2 separate regions of the Homo sapiens genome follow, and region 2 is linked to region 1. A link is a loop called in an ENCODE intact Hi-C map of the cell type or tissue named here. Cell type or tissue: sigmoid colon. All regions are shown on one strand. Links, peaks and the distances in the headings refer to the core of each region. The heading gives the core; the rest is flanking DNA.

The links. Hi-C counts contacts between places; a loop is a spot of excess contacts. Peaks named below come from ENCODE experiments on the same cell type or tissue, not always from the same donor. Only the 100,000 strongest peaks of a DNase experiment are listed, where the experiment ranks them.
Region 2: it touches region 1 in a loop (4-fold over the local background); 35 of 110 quality-filtered maps call a loop at or near these places.

What each region holds. Positions count from the first base shown.
Region 1 is chr10:77,629,591-77,637,894 of GRCh38, reverse strand. It overlaps KCNMA1 (potassium calcium-activated channel subfamily M alpha 1), which reads left to right and starts at 87. Exons shown (of 28, transcript NM_001161352.2): 1 at 87-630. The coding sequence starts at 253. In sigmoid colon, for the core only: a CTCF peak has its summit at 1,048; DNase peaks (open chromatin) are centred at 234, 880 and 1,454; H3K4me3 peaks cover 2,500 bases; H3K27ac peaks cover 738 bases; H3K27me3 peaks cover 1,002 bases.
Region 2 is chr10:77,241,696-77,249,999 of GRCh38, reverse strand. The region is part of intron 3 of KCNMA1 (potassium calcium-activated channel subfamily M alpha 1); the gene reads left to right. Among named protein-coding and RNA genes, the nearest start is that of KCNMA1-AS2, 110 kb to the right of the region's middle. In sigmoid colon, for the core only: no CTCF peak of the experiment used is centred there; a DNase peak (open chromatin) is centred at 5,071; H3K27ac peaks cover 207 bases.

The sequences.
Region 1 (8,304 bases), core at 1-2,500:
GAGCTGCCCGCGCACTCCATCCCCCTCCCCCCCGGGCGGGCGGCGGCGGCTCGCTGTATATATCTCGGCGCACCCCGCCAGGTCGCGCACAGCGCCCCGAGCCCAGGCGCCTCCCCGCCCCCCTCCCGCGCTCCGCGGCGGCGGCGGCGGCGGCAGCAGTAGCAGCAATATGGCTGTTGATGGGTGTTTGGGGTGGCGCTGGCGGCGGGAGGAGCTCCCCCGAGCCCCTGCGCCGGCTGCCCGTTGCTAGCTATGGCAAATGGTGGCGGCGGCGGCGGCGGCAGCAGCGGCGGCGGCGGCGGCGGCGGAGGCAGCAGTCTTAGAATGAGTAGCAATATCCACGCGAACCATCTCAGCCTAGACGCGTCCTCCTCCTCCTCCTCCTCCTCTTCCTCTTCTTCTTCTTCCTCCTCCTCTTCCTCCTCGTCCTCGGTCCACGAGCCCAAGATGGATGCGCTCATCATCCCGGTGACCATGGAGGTGCCGTGCGACAGCCGGGGCCAACGCATGTGGTGGGCTTTCCTGGCCTCCTCCATGGTGACTTTCTTCGGGGGCCTCTTCATCATCTTGCTCTGGCGGACGCTCAAGTACCTGTGGACCGTGTGCTGCCACTGCGGGGGCAAGACGAAGGTAACGCGCGCCCCGGGCGCCCGCCCTCTGCGCCAGCCCCACCGCTTCTCGGCGTCCCCTGCAGCCCACCTCCTCGCTCCGCGCCGCGCCGTGCCTCCCTCCATCCCCGCCTGCCTTCCCCTCGCCGCCTTCCCTTCCCTCGGCTCTCCCGGTGCTCTCGGATCGGGGCAGCGGGCGGCGCGCCGGGGGTGAGGAGTTGCCCCCAGCCAGTGCGCTCCGGGACGCGGACGCTCAATCCTGTCCTCTTGTTTATTGTAGGGTTGTTGGCGGCTGCGGCTGGGGCCGGGGTCGGGGACTCACAGGCTCGGGTGCCGTGGTGCGGGGTGGGGACAGCCAACTCAGCGGGGACGGAGGAAGCTGGGGGCAGCTGGGTGCGTGTTTTGCACCGCTCACCTGCCGGGGCTCGGCTCCTGGCGGTGGGCGAGAGGGAGCACATCCGCCCATACTTTAGGAACCTGTTGGGGAGATGAGTTCGTGGGGTCAGAAAGAAGGGAAAAATCCTTTGGGCAAGGGAGAGAATAATTTTGCACAAGGGAATCCCGGGGGAGGAGCATGGCCCGAGATAACAGGGGGACTTCGAGGGGCGAGAGAAGTTGGGGAGATCCATCCCACTATTGGGGGTAGCCCACGGGGCTGCCACTTTTGGAATGTGTCGAGGTCGCATATCTGATGTAACCTCCCACTCCGTCCCTTAGGTGCTCTAGTGGAACATACCCCAAGTTCTTCGGCCTCTGTTCCTTTGCCCCCAGGCCACCCACTTTGGGTCCCCGGAAATGCCACCAGCAGCGCGGAGCTGGAGCGGGAGTCCGCCTGAGGCCGCGGTTTTACGCGGAGCGTCTTCCCTGGCGCTCGAGGTGGCTAGATGTCGTCGGCTTTAGCTATTCCTGGTGCAGACGCCCACCGGCACTGAGGCTGGCGACACCTTCGATGTATGGTTGCTAGGCTCACTGCCTGGTCTGTAGTCGTGTCCCTAGAGATGTCTTCCCTTCCCCACAGCCACTGGCTGGAGTGGGGGACCCGACACTGATAGAAAACTGCAGAATAAAAAAGAAAGAACTGGAAAAAAGAGAGTGAGCCAGCTGCCTTCTTTCTGAGTAATTCCCATCCTAGGGGACTTCACGCGCGAACCGTTTTGGAGGGAAGGGAAATCCAGGGGAATAGTGCAGGGTAGATACACATTGCAGCCTCCACATGTTCACATCTTTTCTAGTAAAGTTAAACCGAGGACCCCTCAAACTTCTACAGGGCACAGCAACTTGTAGCAGCCTCCTTGGCGGCTGAGAGAAGTAGGGAAGCCTGGGGCTATGGGTGAAGGCTGGCTATGAAAACACCAGGGGGGAAGGAGCCTGTCTCTCCTGATCATTAATTATACATCCTGTTGGGTGCTGGAGCTCAGCTGTGTTTTGTGGCAGCACATTTGTGTTTTGGAAAATACTGGTGTATTGGAACAAAGGGAGAAATATGAAAACCATCATTCTCTTCGTCATTCTCTGGCTTCTCCGGAGGCCTGCAGGTGCTGGTCGGAGAGTTTTCTTTGGAATTACCTTCTCAGCCGTAGAGGTTTCTTCTTATTTGTTAAGGAGGCAAACCTCCCACCTTCCAGAGAAGCCCTCAGGTTAAGCAAAGCCCTATACACCAGATCCCTGACTAGCCTTCCTGCTGAGAACAGCTTATTCCTGGAGCCTTCAAATTCCCACATTCCCTCTCTCCATCCTTCTCCTCCACCTCCCCCAACAGTCTCGGGAATTTTGTTCCCCGGTTTACTGAGATTCAGCGACTGTCTTTAGGGGAAAGATAGCTCATAGTTGTGTGCCTCTGAAATGTTCCCTAGATAGAGTGATCTGGGTGAACTTTTTAACAGCTTGCTTTCTTTCAGGCAGGGGGCAATTTTTATCATAATGAAAACTTTTTCCATGATTGAAAATAAGTTGTGGTGTTTTTGTGAACCTGGGGTCCTAAACACAGCTTCCAAAGTCTTTTTATGTTAGGGGGTACATAAATGCAATTGCAGTGTCTGTAATGAAATGCTAATCCCATCGCACACACAAAGGATCTCCTAAATGATGAGCAAGCATAACTTCTGTCAGTTTACTCAAGAAAATAGGTTTTTGGCAACGATTAGAAAAAACAATTCGTAAATATTTGGCTATGTTTTGTAGCCCCAAGACCTGCTGAGTGGACATAACTGGAAGTGAGTTGCTGTAAGAAATCTGCCAGGGATGAGAGGTGATGGTGGTTTGTTTGGAAGATGTGAGGCCAGTATAGAATGAGTGCAGGTTCCTTTTGATACCGTAAGTCCATTTTAAAGCACACCTAGAATCTCTTGATACCTGCCCCTAGATTTGCTCACTTAAGCCATAGGTAGCCAGCTCATTATATGCAGTAACGGTAAGTTAGGCCTTTTAAAAGCTTTTCTTTCTATGCTTGAGGTCTGTATTTTTATTGCAATTGTGTGTGTGTGTGTGTGTGTGTGTGTGTGTGTGTTTGTCTTTTTTTCTTTTTTCTTTCCAAGTATTTGGTAGTTTTGTCAAGACTCGATACACAGGCATGTATTTGGCTTAAGCTTAGAATAATAATTTTTGTGCTAGATTTCCCAAGAAAACATAGGCTGCCTTTCCAGAAAATTCTACCAGCCCTCAGATGGGTTCACCCTCACCCTCCTTCAGCCCCAAGATGGTTTGATCAAGAGCTGGAGTCCAGAGGAAAGCAGGTCTGAAATTCTGTGGGAGATAAAATTCAGCAAGGAGCTCCAATTTCATGAGCGTTTGGTCTCTGGGATCGCACCAAACCTTTTTGATCAAAGGAACCCAAGACTGTGGACATGCATCGTGGGACATCTCTTCATTAGTACCTTTGGCCTCTGAATCTCAAACAGTGAATGACTTTAGTCTTTTGAAAAGAGTGGCATGTGGACTTTTTCAGAAAGTGAAGAAGAAAACATTACAATTTCCTCCTGTTGGGAACTTGGTCACAGTCATTCCAGTACTGTGTTCTTTGCTGTACTTTTTCACATTATTGTTTTTTTCCTTGTGGGATTTCATCAGAGCTCTCTATTCACTTGGGTGTGACGTTGTGAAGTTCAATCCTGTCATAGACTATATTGAATAGGGAGCTGCTCTGGTAGCCTGAATAAAGCCATGACTTTGAAGAAGTTATTTAACCTCTCTGGTGTCTATCTTTCCTTGTGTATAAAATGTGGGGATTGAATTCTGTGAGTTCTAATGTCCCTTCCTGCTCTGTGATTCGATATAGGAGAGAGGGAGGAGTTGAGGAATGAGGGTTAAAGTTTCTAGCTCAGAATGTGTTTTGCAGTTCCCTAGCAATTCCTTTAGGAATTCAGCCTTGGGACAGTTACATATCTTTATTTCCATCTTCTGCTCGTCTTCCAGCATGTGGTCTACTTCTCTTTAAATAACTGGGGAAACTGAGGCCAACTTCCTGTTGGAGCTGTGGTTTGTTGAGGGGCCTGAGTGTGGCTGGGCATAGAGTTATTTCCATTCTCAGTTTGAGCTGTTGGCCTTGTAGAAGCTTGGGCTTGATCAAGGATGGTCTGCGTGTAATGAATTATCGAGATGTTGTCTCCATGGCTGTGCCTGAGAAAACAACACGTTTTCTCTGTCAGGCTCGTGACTAATATAAATATCAGATCCCATTACAGCTTGGTAATTACCCAGGGTCTGGCCTGACGCAGTCAATCAGGGCTGGAGCTTCAGTGCCGTGGAGCTCTTGATTCCAGATTGGCCCTTGTGCCTCATCTCATCCTGTCCTGGGGATTGGCTGCACCAGATGACCTTGAGATACTCCTTTTTGAGCAGATCACTTGGGGTGGCCTTGGAGGAGTTCTTGGGTCCTAGTCACGGGGGAGCTCCAGCTGACCTGCCCTTGTCCAGAGAGCTCGTGCTCCTCATTCCTTGCTCTCTCTCTCTCTCCTTTTATTAATTTTTTTTTTTGAGATGGAGTCTCGCTCTGTCACCCAGGCTGGAGTGCAGCGGCACGATCTTGGCTCACTGCAGCCTGCGCCTCCTGGGTTCAAGCAATTCTCCTGCCTCAGCCTCCCAAGTAGCTGGGACTACAGGCGCACGCTGCCACACCTGGCTAATTTTTGTATTTTAAGTAGAGACGGGGTTTCACCACATTGGCCAGGATTGTCTTGATCTCCTGACCTTGTGATTCGCCCACCTTGGCCTCCCAAAGTGCTGGGATTACAGGCGTGAGGCACGGCGTCCAGCCCCTGGCCCTCTTTATGGAAATGCACACTTTAGTACAAGACTCTGCAATCAGGCAAACCCAAGTTCAAATCATGGATCTCACATTTATTAGCAGGGCATCTTTGACTGCCAACCATGTTGAGCTTTGGTTACATCACCTATACCAAGAGCATACTGATGCTTACTTTGTAGGGTTCTTATAGGGAGCAGGAATAATGGGCACATAGCACCCTGCAAATGCCAGACACTTAGCAGGCCTCTTGTAAGTGGTAACTATCATAGCTTCATGAAGTGCTGAGTTTATTTTCCCTTTGATTCATTGAACTTATAGCCCCTGAAGGGCGCAGACTATAACAAATAAAGTTTTTGAGCCAAAAGGAGGCTTTAGATCCTGAAGTATACTGTCATAGATCAAAAAACCATTTAGAGTCAGACTGAGACATGGGCTTATGGCTCTTGGCTGTTGCAAGGCTGGAAAGTTAGGGCAGGGCAGCAGAGGTAGGCTTCACGGATGGGGTCCTGGCAGGATGGTTACAGTTTTGATGGTGGGGTATCAGTGGACGAACATCGACAGTATGGGGGACCAGGAGCTGCTGGGCTGGCAGAAGGGAAACACTGTGGCATTTGGTGGGCAGGTATGGTTGTCCAGCATTGTACCCTTGAGGAGGGACAAATTCCATCCCTGTTATCCCAAGTCCAGAACTCATAGACCTGTCTCCCAAGTGATGTCACGGTCTCTTGGCCAGGACACTCACTGTCTACCCAGACCAGCTTTTCCAAGACACCCCCTAGGCCAGGTTTCCCCAAGTGTGTTCTGTGGCACACCTGCCTTTTAAATTACCTTGTGAAAAAAAATCAGCAGGCATGGCGTGGCTGAGCTTCCCCTTTGGAGGGCCACATCACAGGCTTGGCGGCATCCTGCTGGTAGAGAAAGTGGTTAAAATGCCCTCAAATGTGCTACCTGTGAGCAGTCTTGCTTCAGTGTCAGGGGTGCTGTGCAGTGCCCAAGGTTCAGCCTGTGATCCTGGGCAAAGACGTCATGCCTTTGTGCCTCAGTTTCCTCACCTGCAAATTGAGGTCTGTGATAGAGCACAGCCTCATGGGGTGGTTTTTTTCACCAACCCCATTTTATAGCATTTCCTAGGAGGACACTGAGAACCTATGGCCTCCCTTTGGGAGCCTTGGGCTAGCCCTGCTTCTAGGTGCCCAGGAAACTTGACCAAACATACAACAGGAGGAAAAGAAGAGCTGCCTGCCCCCTGCTGTTTGGCCTGGGGGATAAAGCATTCCAATGGTAAGTCCAAATGGACCTTCTCTTTGCCTCACAGCTATTTTGTTCCCTGGATGGGGACATTCATTGGTGGCTGATAGCCAGGAGTAAGTGCTTGCTTTGGGGCTGTCTCTCTCTTTCTCTCTCTCTCATCAGGGCATGAGAGGCCTGGTGCAGAAACAGTTACATTGGCATTCGATTGCAATGCCAGGACCTCCTTCCCAAAGTGGGCGTCCCGGCTCACACTGGCAGTGACCATGCTAATCTGTGAATCACAGCAGCCAATACCACCTTGCCAAGCTGCAGATCCCCTGGAAGGTCGCCTTTGTGGTTCCAGTGAAAGGGCTGTTTGTGCTGTGATGCCAGGCCCTGGGCCGTGTGGGGAACACTGGGTCCCTTGGAGACATCCCTGGGGATCAGACAGGGCCATGCCTTTCTGTGCACAGTCAGGGAGCAGACCAAGGATGTCTCTTTTAGAACTGCTTCTTGGGTGGGTGGAACCCCACGCATTAGGCACCTAGAAAAGGAAACCCAGGGACCCTCGGAGGCAAGGGTGTCCTAGCACTTTGGACAGAAAACCTGGGGAATGTTCAGTGGGAATATCACATCTTTATCTCCAAGGACTGGAGAGTGTCTCTAGGCCTGGGCTTCTCAAACTTTTTTTTTTTTTTTTTTTTTTTGGGACAGGGTCTCACTCTGTTGCCCAGGCTGGAGTACAGTGGCATGATCACTGCTCACTGCAGCTTCAACCTCCCAGGCTCAAGTGATCCTCTTGCCTCAGCTCCCCAAGTAGCCAAGACTTATGGGTGTGTGCCACCACACCTGGCTAGGTTTTAAATTTTTTACAGAGATGGGGTCTCCCTATGTTGCCCAGGCTTGTCTTGAACTCCTGGGTTCAAGTGATCTTCCCATCTTGGTCTCCCAAAGTGCTCCCACAGTGGTGTGAGCCACTGTGCCTGGCTTAGTCAAACTTTAATATGCTCAGGAATCACCGAGAGCTGTTAAAATGCAGGCTGTGATTCAGAAGATCCAGTGTGGGACCTGAGATTATGCTGGTCTGGCGAGACACAGGCTATACTGATGCTGTGCAGACCACACTTTGAGTATCAAGGATCTGGTCCATCCCTCAGCCTCCGTGCAGTCCATCCCTGAAGACAGGCTTATTTTTAAATGTGGAAATTCCCAGCTCTTGAAGGGGGAAGGGATGAGAAGCAGAAGGTTTGCTCTGCCAGATCGTTGGGTGGAGAAAACTCCTTTCAGACCAGGGTAGCTGTGGTTCGGGCTGGGCTCTTATTTGCGAAAACTGATGGTCCAGGTGCCTGCTCCTAAGGAACCCATCAGCGTTGTGGATTTAGGGTTGGGTTGTGGTGGCCAGAGCAGTGTTTACAGGGTGTGGTCTGTGTGTTACCCACCAATGTGTGGGCTCTTCCTCGTGCCAGTTGGTCATTCTGCAAAGGGTGTGACTTCCCGAAGTCCAGGAGGGCAACCCAGCCAAACTACCTCCTTGCAAAATTAAAGGCTGGTGGTGTCACCAGGGCTGCACTGCGGTGATGCCCCAGGCTGGCTGGGGACCACTCCCTCTGGAGTGTTTGAAGTCAGTGGGCATTAAGACTGCCAGCCTGATTTTCTGTAGGGGCCTGGGTGGGCCTTCCCAAATGGAGGGTTCAACCTCAAAGAATTGGCTGAAGAGCTGCCCGTGGAGTGACTGGGGGACACGCGTGGCACCGTGCTGTGTGGCCCTCCAATGCACTTCTTAAGAATTCCAGAAGATGAAAGTGAAAGTAGCTCCTTTTCTCACCATACCAGGGTTTTTCACAGCTCACACTGTCAGGGACTTTTTCCATGAGATGTGCTTTTTATGTTGTTTCATCATCAGAGGGGAGCACCATGAGTGTCTGCAGCAGGCAGAATGAAGAAGGACCTAGCATCGTGGCGGCCTGCACACAGTAGGCCCTCAAAGAAGTCTTCTGGTTATAATTATTGTTGTTGTTTTTGCTTTTGTTGCATATTAAGTGTATACGATGTGCCAGAAACCAAGCTAGGTGCTGGGGGAAAAATAATTAAGACCCAGTTCTGACTCCCTGCTTGTTAGGGCTTTTATTAGTACTTGACAGGCTGAGCAGAGGAAAAAACAGTTATCTTCTCATGGAATATGAACATCTGATCTCTGAATTGCCTGCAAACTCCTTGAGGGCA
Region 2 (8,304 bases), core at 3,745-6,244, 390 kb after region 1:
CCTGTCTCTGGGAATCAGCCAAGTTTAAGCCTATCAGAGGTCCTTCAGCCCACCCCACATGCGAGGCTGGGCTGCCCTCACCCATCTCAGATGGAGAGTCCTTTAAACGCTGTCAGGAGACAAGATTCCACATGCTCCCTCCATCAGCTCTCCCGAGCCAAGAAAGAGAAGAGCTTGTTTAAGTTTGGAAGACTCCCATTGGCATGTCATTGAAGGTAAGCCCCCTTTTAAATATTTACTGTTAATGATTCTGGATCCTATTTGTATTGAACTGAAGATCCTCTAAAGCCCCTGGTCTTATTTCTCCAATCTCTCTCCAGGGGTGTTCTTACATGTCGTGGGGTGCAGACCCTGCCAACTTCCATGCTGAGACTCAGGAAAGAGGTTTGGGCTTGAAGCTTGTATGTCCCAGAGAAAGAAAACCCTAATGTGGAGGTGAGTGTGTTGATGGGTTAGAAGTCCAGATGCCTCAGCCAGCACCTTCCTTCCCTTTTCGTTTTTTTATTTTTTTTATTTTTTTAACCTTTTGTCCCTCTGTATTTCTCAGAAATAAAATGCTCTTTAGATGGATTTGGATTGTGTCTTTTTTTACAGTCTACTATGAGGCAGTCTTTTGTTCTGTAGATCCTGGTGTTCTCTGTTTCCGTGTGAGAAGATGAAAAGGAATGAAATTCCCCAATGCACCCTCTTCCCCTAATGTCCTACACCATCTCAATGTCCTTTGGCTTTAATTGTGATCCTTCTAGGCCTTGGCGAAGATGGCACTGGGAGTCCTCTCTGATTCTGGTTTCTTTTATGAACTTGCAAATAGTCTATCCCAAGGATGGAACTTCAGTCCTGTCCTCACCTTTTCCTGGCAAAAATGCCCATAAGGTTAGAAACAAGGCTATTCCCATTCTGCCTGAGGACTGTCGTAGCCTCATCCCAGCTTTAGCCTTTCTTCTCTGTTGCTAAACTGTGTGATTTGGCATAGCAAGGCTTTGTTTATAAGAAGACCTTCTGGTTATTTATATAGAAACTTTTCATTTTCATGACTTCATTTTGTTCTGAGAGCATATCCGAAGATTCTGTCCGGTGGCAGGCCCAATCAGTGGATTCAGCACAAGGGAGTTTTCCATCTTCCTTGGGAAAGACGGCAAGCAAGCTCAGTTTTAGTTTGGGAGAGAATTAGTGTAGAATCTCTAAAGCCATCTCTATGGTAAGTCCATAGATTTCCAGGAATAAAACACAGTGAAACCTATTAAAAAATTATAATCGAGCTTAGTGAATGAGAAAAAAAAATGAAGTTCTATCCACATATAAGATGCAAATGGAAAGAAAGTGAGAAAGTAGAATGTACATTCTTAAAATCCATGTCTTTCATTCAAAACTGTTACCAGTTTTACACATTCATGGTTTGGCTGGCCATCTGGGTATTTTGGAAAGACAGCTTTAAACTTCTCGTGGAAGTTATACTAAATCATCACCCTGGAAAAAAAGCACCCAGAATTCTCCAGATGAATTGTAGCTAGTATTTACACCCTTCAAATAAATGAATCAGGGGACAGTCTATAGGCTTTCCCACAAGTGAATCTAAACCAACAGACATGCGTGAAATGGCTTGTCTCAGTGAATTTTAGCCAGAGCTGCCCCTCCCCTCCAGAATGCTGAGGACTATCCTGTAGCACAAGTTTGAGATTCCAGGCTCTCTGCACCCAGCCCTTTGAAAAGTGCAAGGAATGCCGATTAATGTATAAAACAGGCTCCCTAGGTCTGCTGGACCAGCTATGTCTCGAGGCAGGCCAGCTCCAGTTGTGCAAGTGGACAAGCAGGCTAGGTAGTTATTTTACTTCTGTCCATTAGCAATACAGCTCAGAGAAAGGTCATCATTGGTGGTTTATGATCTTTTTAACCTTTTAAAGCTCTTTTTACTATCCAGAGGTGATGGATAAGTCACTTCCAAAGACAGCTGCACACCTTTCATTTTTGGCCATTAGGCAAAGACAGATCCCAGCATAGGGCGTTTTCTTTGGGTCTGATCTTAATGAACCTAGGGTGGTTGTGAGGGAAGACTCATTTGTGTAGCTGCAAGTGATTACTATCTGGCTAAGACAGATTGTCCTCAGAGCTCCTGGAATTGAAAACCAAAGATAATTACGTTAAACCTTACTAAAATTATGCTTTATCATCCCAGCAGTAGACTCTCTAGAAACACCCAAGCAGAGGAAGATGCCTCTGGACTGAGTCTTTGGTCAGACATCATGTTAGTGCCTTAACAAGCACAGACAAGCATTGAGCCCTCCACACACCATCTCCCCAAAGATCTCCAATTAGCCACACGAGGTGGATTGTGTACAAAAAGCTCCCTTTCTTTTGCATTCTTTTTAAAAGGACTCCTGCCCAATTTATGTCACACGTCACTTTAGTTCCTAATTCTGATGTCTCCCGACACCAACGCCAACCCTGTCCTCCCACATATTCTGATCCTTGTGAAGCAAAGATTTTTTAGAAATTGTACAACCAAGTCAAGAGTGCCTGCAGACGCCCTGTGGGTGCTAATGTCACCATTGCTGCTTCCATCCTTGTCTATTTCCTCCCTTTGACACAAGAACAGCAATTCTTATCTAACAGATAAGGAAAAAAAACAAAGACCCACCAGTGTCAGCATGAGAGCGAGATTCATGGATTGCATAATGCAGCAGTCCCTGTAGCTTTCAGAATTTCAAGAGAAAGTTGGAAGAGACAGAGGCCCAGAGCTCTGGGTATTTGCATTTTCACCAGGGGCATTCTGGGAAAGGATGACTCACATGTGTGAAGATATTTATTCCTTTGATTCATGTTTAAACGCTGCTACTTCTTATGCTACGGTTACGCGGATTATGAATATTTAATGTGGCGTATACTGAAAATGAAGGTCAAGTCCTGCTCACTGGTGACTTCAATGCAGGCTCTTGTCTCTGAAAGGGAAGCTACCTGCTGTTTGCAGAGTAAAGCTGAAAGGTTATACGTTGTTAAATGTTTCCTTAATGACTTTATCTGCTCCAAAATGGCTGGCACACAATGGGGGCACTTGCTGATTTTGCCAGTCTTTGCTCTTGGCTTCTGGTATCAGCACTGCTGTTTTGGGGATATGGACGTTAGGAAGGAGCAGGAAATGGCAGCACAAATTTTGTAGAGCATCTCATCCAAGGGCACAATTGCCAAGGCAACAGTGGGGTTACGATTGGAAAATGGCCTCTCCCCAGTCTTTTAAAATGTTACTTTTGCATCCACTCACCCATTTATTCATTTTGTATTCATTTATTAGTTTGTAACATCTTCAAATGTGATAATGCTGAATATTTTCCAGGCAGTAAAATTGCTTATGGTTAAGGAAAACTATCTTTAAGATTGCGATAGAAATTGACCAGATTGTTTTCATAGTCTCTGAAAATAAAACTGGCACCATTGATGTATTGGGGATGTCCAGAGCTTTAGCAGAACTGGTTTAGTTGCCCAGTAGTTTCTCCCTCCCCTGTCTTCACATAGCCTGGTCTCTCATCCCTTGGCCTAGAAATTCTGTTTCAAAAGGGAAGAGAGGGCAAGTCGTTGGAGGGAACTAACATTCACTGATTATGTACTGTCTGTGAGCTACAGAGCTAGGCACTTTACCAAAAATAGCACATGCAACCTCATTGAATTCCCCTAACAACTTCTTAGGATAGGTATTACTATTCCCACTTACAGATGAGGAGGCTGAAGCTGCAGGCATAGCCCAAGCTATGTAGCTAGTAAGCAGTAGAGCCAGGATTAGATTCCAGCATGGCTCATTCTAAAGCCATCTCTCTTCTAAGTGTCAAGAAGTAAATTTCCAGATTGTGTAAGTAACTGATGGGGTTTAATGAGATGTTGCAAGAATGGGAAGTTGCATCACCTCATCCTGCCAATGCACTGGTCTTGTTTTCTCTTTTGTTCTCCCTTTCTCCATTTCTCACCCTGAGAACCAAGTGTGCAGTTGTGGGTACGTAGGAGGCTCCTATCACAGGCCTTCCATGTAAGACACTGCCCTGGGTCAGGTGCTGTCTGATGTCTGTTTGGGCCTTGATTCAGTTCTTCCTAATAATGGCTTGATGAGACCAGCTTCTCTGTTATCTCAGTGGAGTGGCAGCATTTTGCAATGAGATAGGATCAAATGAACAAAAAACAAGGAGAGCTGATTGTTCCTCATTAGCTTCCACCACCTAGGGGTGTCTTTCCAAGTAGAAAGACTCTTTGGCCTTCCTATCCTTACCTAATCTGTCCTTGTGATTTGGCATACTGAAATAGATATGAGAAATGCTGTTTCCCCATGAGATACATTCTTTTATCTCTTTTAGAGAGTTACAGAATTAGTTGATTTGTTATAGTTTTGCATTATGTTATGCAATGTTTATATGCCCAGAGAGTTGGTATTATCAAACTAATGGACTTCAGGAAAATTTGGCCCCAAAGAATGGAGCCACATAGGATGGAGGTCTTTGAAATGTCATAAAGTATCTGGCTTCCTTCTCCAGCCTTGTTCAAACTGACTAGGCACAGGTGTAGACCCACTGCCTCTCCTGTGCTCAGCCCCAAGACAGGCACCTGGGAGAGCTGTGAGGACAGCACAGATCCCATCCCATTCATGACAGCGCATTTTAAACTGTAAAGGACTGTGTATACCAGCTTTCACTATCCCCTTTAGTGTACCCCATCCTGCAGCATGATGAGATGGGCAGCCTGTGACATGGAAAAGGAAGCTCACCAGCCTACTCTGTAACCAGTTCCTTTATGAAATACAGCCTTTCTAGGTAGTGTTCTGGAAAATTAGCTCCAGCTGTCTGCCTTCATGCCCTTTTTTGAGAAGTCACGGCATGCATTTAACCTTTGTTGAAGAAGTCAACACAAATCACTGTGTGCAAAGCACCTCCCTGTTTTTTTTTTTCCTTTTAAAATACTCCCCCCAGTTTTCTCCATCCCTCACTGACATTTTTATTGCCAGGCTTTGGTTTGGAAAATTATGGGTAGGGAAAGTTCAAGGGCAGGATGTTCAGAACGGCACTGCACATCTGTGAAGGGAACACAACAGGAGAGCCAGCAGCTGTTGAAAGAATGGAATGTCAGATGGTAGAGGAGCCGAGCCCACTCAGGGATGGTGGAAGAGAAGATGCCTTCAGGGCAAAGAGGCTGTAAATAACTCCAATGGGAAGTCTTGTCTCCCTTCAGAATGTACCCTTTAATAGCAACACTTGGTGCTCTGATATGAGAGTAACTCTAACTCAGCCTTCCTAGCTCATCTGACCTTCCATATTGCCATTTGTTCAGGAATCGAGTGAAAGCCTGGTAGAGAAGACAGGTGGAGAGTATGCCAAGGAACAGAGTCAACTTCTTTATATGTCCTTGTCTCCATATAGGTAGATTTTGGGGACAGGATCTGTTCTTTGGTTGTCAAACAGATTGGTTTCATTTACGTCAAAGTTCAGAGCATTAGCACCCTTCCTCCTTCTCCCTTCCACATTGGTGAGGAAATCTTGTCTTCCTTGCTTATTTGTCATTGCACAAGTGGTACCTAGGCATCGTAGGCAATGGCATCTAGAAGCATTAAGGGAACTGCTTATCTTTGGCTTTCATTGGGGAAATCAGGGACTATGCTAGGAAAGGACAGGAGGACTGAGCTGAACCTTTCAGGTCTGCCACAAAAGACAACTGTAGAATATAGTATTAGAGTCAAAGAGGCATTGGATCCCAACTGGTGCCACTGTTCTCTGAGCCTCAGCATCCTTTCCTGAGGAATGAGGATGAGGGACCTCCTCAAGGTCATCCGACCAGCCAGGGGCAGAGCTGGAGCTGGAAGATAGAACTTTTCTCTCCCAGTCCTTTTCTACTTGATCTCCTGGGTTCTTTCTACTAAATACAGAAATGAACAAAGACATGATAACCTACTCATTGAATAGCAAAGTATATATTGTCTTTTTATGCCAATTCTGGACTTCTAGGCCCTTATCATGGGGGAAACTTTAGGGCCATGGGAAAGAACAAAGATAATCCCAGGTGGAAAAGATCAAATCCAGCCAGGTGGCTGCGTGGGATTAGTTTATTTCATCCTCACTGGTGAGAGGCCTTGAATTCCTTGATTTTATGACCCTCCTACTAATCTCTCTCTCTCCCTCCCCACTGTCTCCCTCTCTTTTTTGTACTGTTTCAGCATGGAGTTGGGGATGGGTAAGAGTTAAGAGTTCAGCTCCACTGTGGAAGGGTAACACAGGGCTGAACGCATTGAAGAGCTGAACACATTGTTTTGGCCTGTTTGGAATTTGTTATGCATAACTTTTGAGGACATTTTGCCCAATTGCTCACTTGTTTCCCCTGTGGAAACACTATCTGATAACTATGTCTATACATCCCTATCTACTTTGCCTTCCAAAATTAGGATGAATTATTTCTTCCCTTCTCGCCACTCTCCAAAACTTAAAAAGAATGCTTTGGACAACCTGGCACTCTCTCAGCCCTCTCTTATTCTTTTTAAAAGAATAATTGTTTCAGGGCAAATGAAGAAATGCATTCCCTTTCAGACCCACTAGCCCACTAGTTACTTCTGTCCTCTACAACAAGCCTGAGTTTATACCGCAAGAGGGCTGCATCTCCTCCCTGTCACATGGCACTGGGCCTTTCCCTATAGTCACAGGCTGACATGCATTCAGAGACTGCTGAGAGATCAGGATAGGAGCCAGCTGGAGCGAAATGTTATAGCTCAGAACAGTTTAATCCAAACACAAGGGCAGTGCTTGTGCCTAACACAACTGTGGTAGGGGTGTGGTGTGGTGTGTGGAGTGGTGGCAGCTTTTACAGCTTTATCATGGGGTTCATGGGCTGGAGGAGATGTGAACTCTTCCTTGTCTTTTACCCCTTGTCTTTTGACCTGACAGCCTGACACATGTAGCTTTGGGGAGACCCTGGTTGGTGATGAGTCATTTGTGGCTTAAAAATAGAACTCTCAAAGCAACAATGCCCTTGGGACTTTTTGATGCATATGTCTTTGTTCATAGAATTTGGGAGAAAAGAGAGAGAGGGAGAGAAAGACTCTGTGTGTGTGTGTGTGTGTGTGTGTGTGTGTGTGTGTGTGTAGGAAACAATTATGTCCTGCCTAAAAATTAAGTGGAGAAGAAGAGCATGGGGGAATTGGCCACCAGGCTCATCACAGTAGCAGAGATGAGGCTGAGAGCTGTCTGTGTACCTGTGGCCTTAAAGGTACCAATCAGATAATAGCTCTCCACTGAGTACAAACTGTGTATAAGGCATTTTGCTAGGTACTGGGGAATTTTGAGTACTTATGTATAATGCTAGATCTTTTCCATTAAGACATTTAAATTATACATATTTTTACAAGGGGCAGGAAGTCCAGCCATATATAAAGGAAAAATAAGATAACAAAACAAGAACAAGTAAGGCATCGCTAAGCAATATATCAATGACTAATATGAGCATTGCACACAGTAAGTGCTGAAGGTTGAGGAGTTGAAAAGATAGCTGGATGCTATAACATGTTTTGGCTGTAGGGGAGATTTTGAGTTGAATAGACAGAAAACTCAGTCTGCCCTCAACTCTAGGAGTCCACAAGAGAAGACTCTCATTATGGCCTGTACTCGGGCTTTGTGATTTTCAGTATACGCTAAAGTCAAGCAAAACCTTGCCTTGAAATCAGCTACTGAGATTAGGGATTGAGAATGCTTCAGGGACGGCATAAAATAATCAGAGAAGCGGACTCTATCCAGTGGCAGTAATACCTGTTGTCCAATGATAGATGATTAAAACTTTTGGAAATTTTTATTTGGAAATTTCCAGAAGCATCTGAATGGCATCCACTCCATCTTTTTGAAACTGAGGTCAGTGTGCGACGTGCTTTGCAGGGGTCTTGTTACGAACTTGCCACATACAGAGCATCACAGGGGCATGATGGGGAGGAGAGTCTGCAGTAAAATGAGCTTGTGCTGCTCGCAAACAGGCCACAGTGTGGGCATGGTTGTTGGCCTGAAGACCAGCATTTGCCTCCAGCTCCGTGCTGTGATTTCCATGGACTCTAGGTACGTTGGCTTTGTTGAGCCAATTCTTCCATAAGAATATTAAATATTATATTTTGCGGCTGCATTGGTATAAGAATGAATATAATCCAGGCTGGATTTATTATTGTTGTTATTATTACTATTATTTTTAGAGACACGGTCTCACTCTGTCACCCAGGCTGAAGTGTACTGACATGATCATAGCTCACTGTAACCTTGACCTCTTTGGCTCAAGTGATCCTTCAGTCTCAGTCTCCTGAGTAGTTGG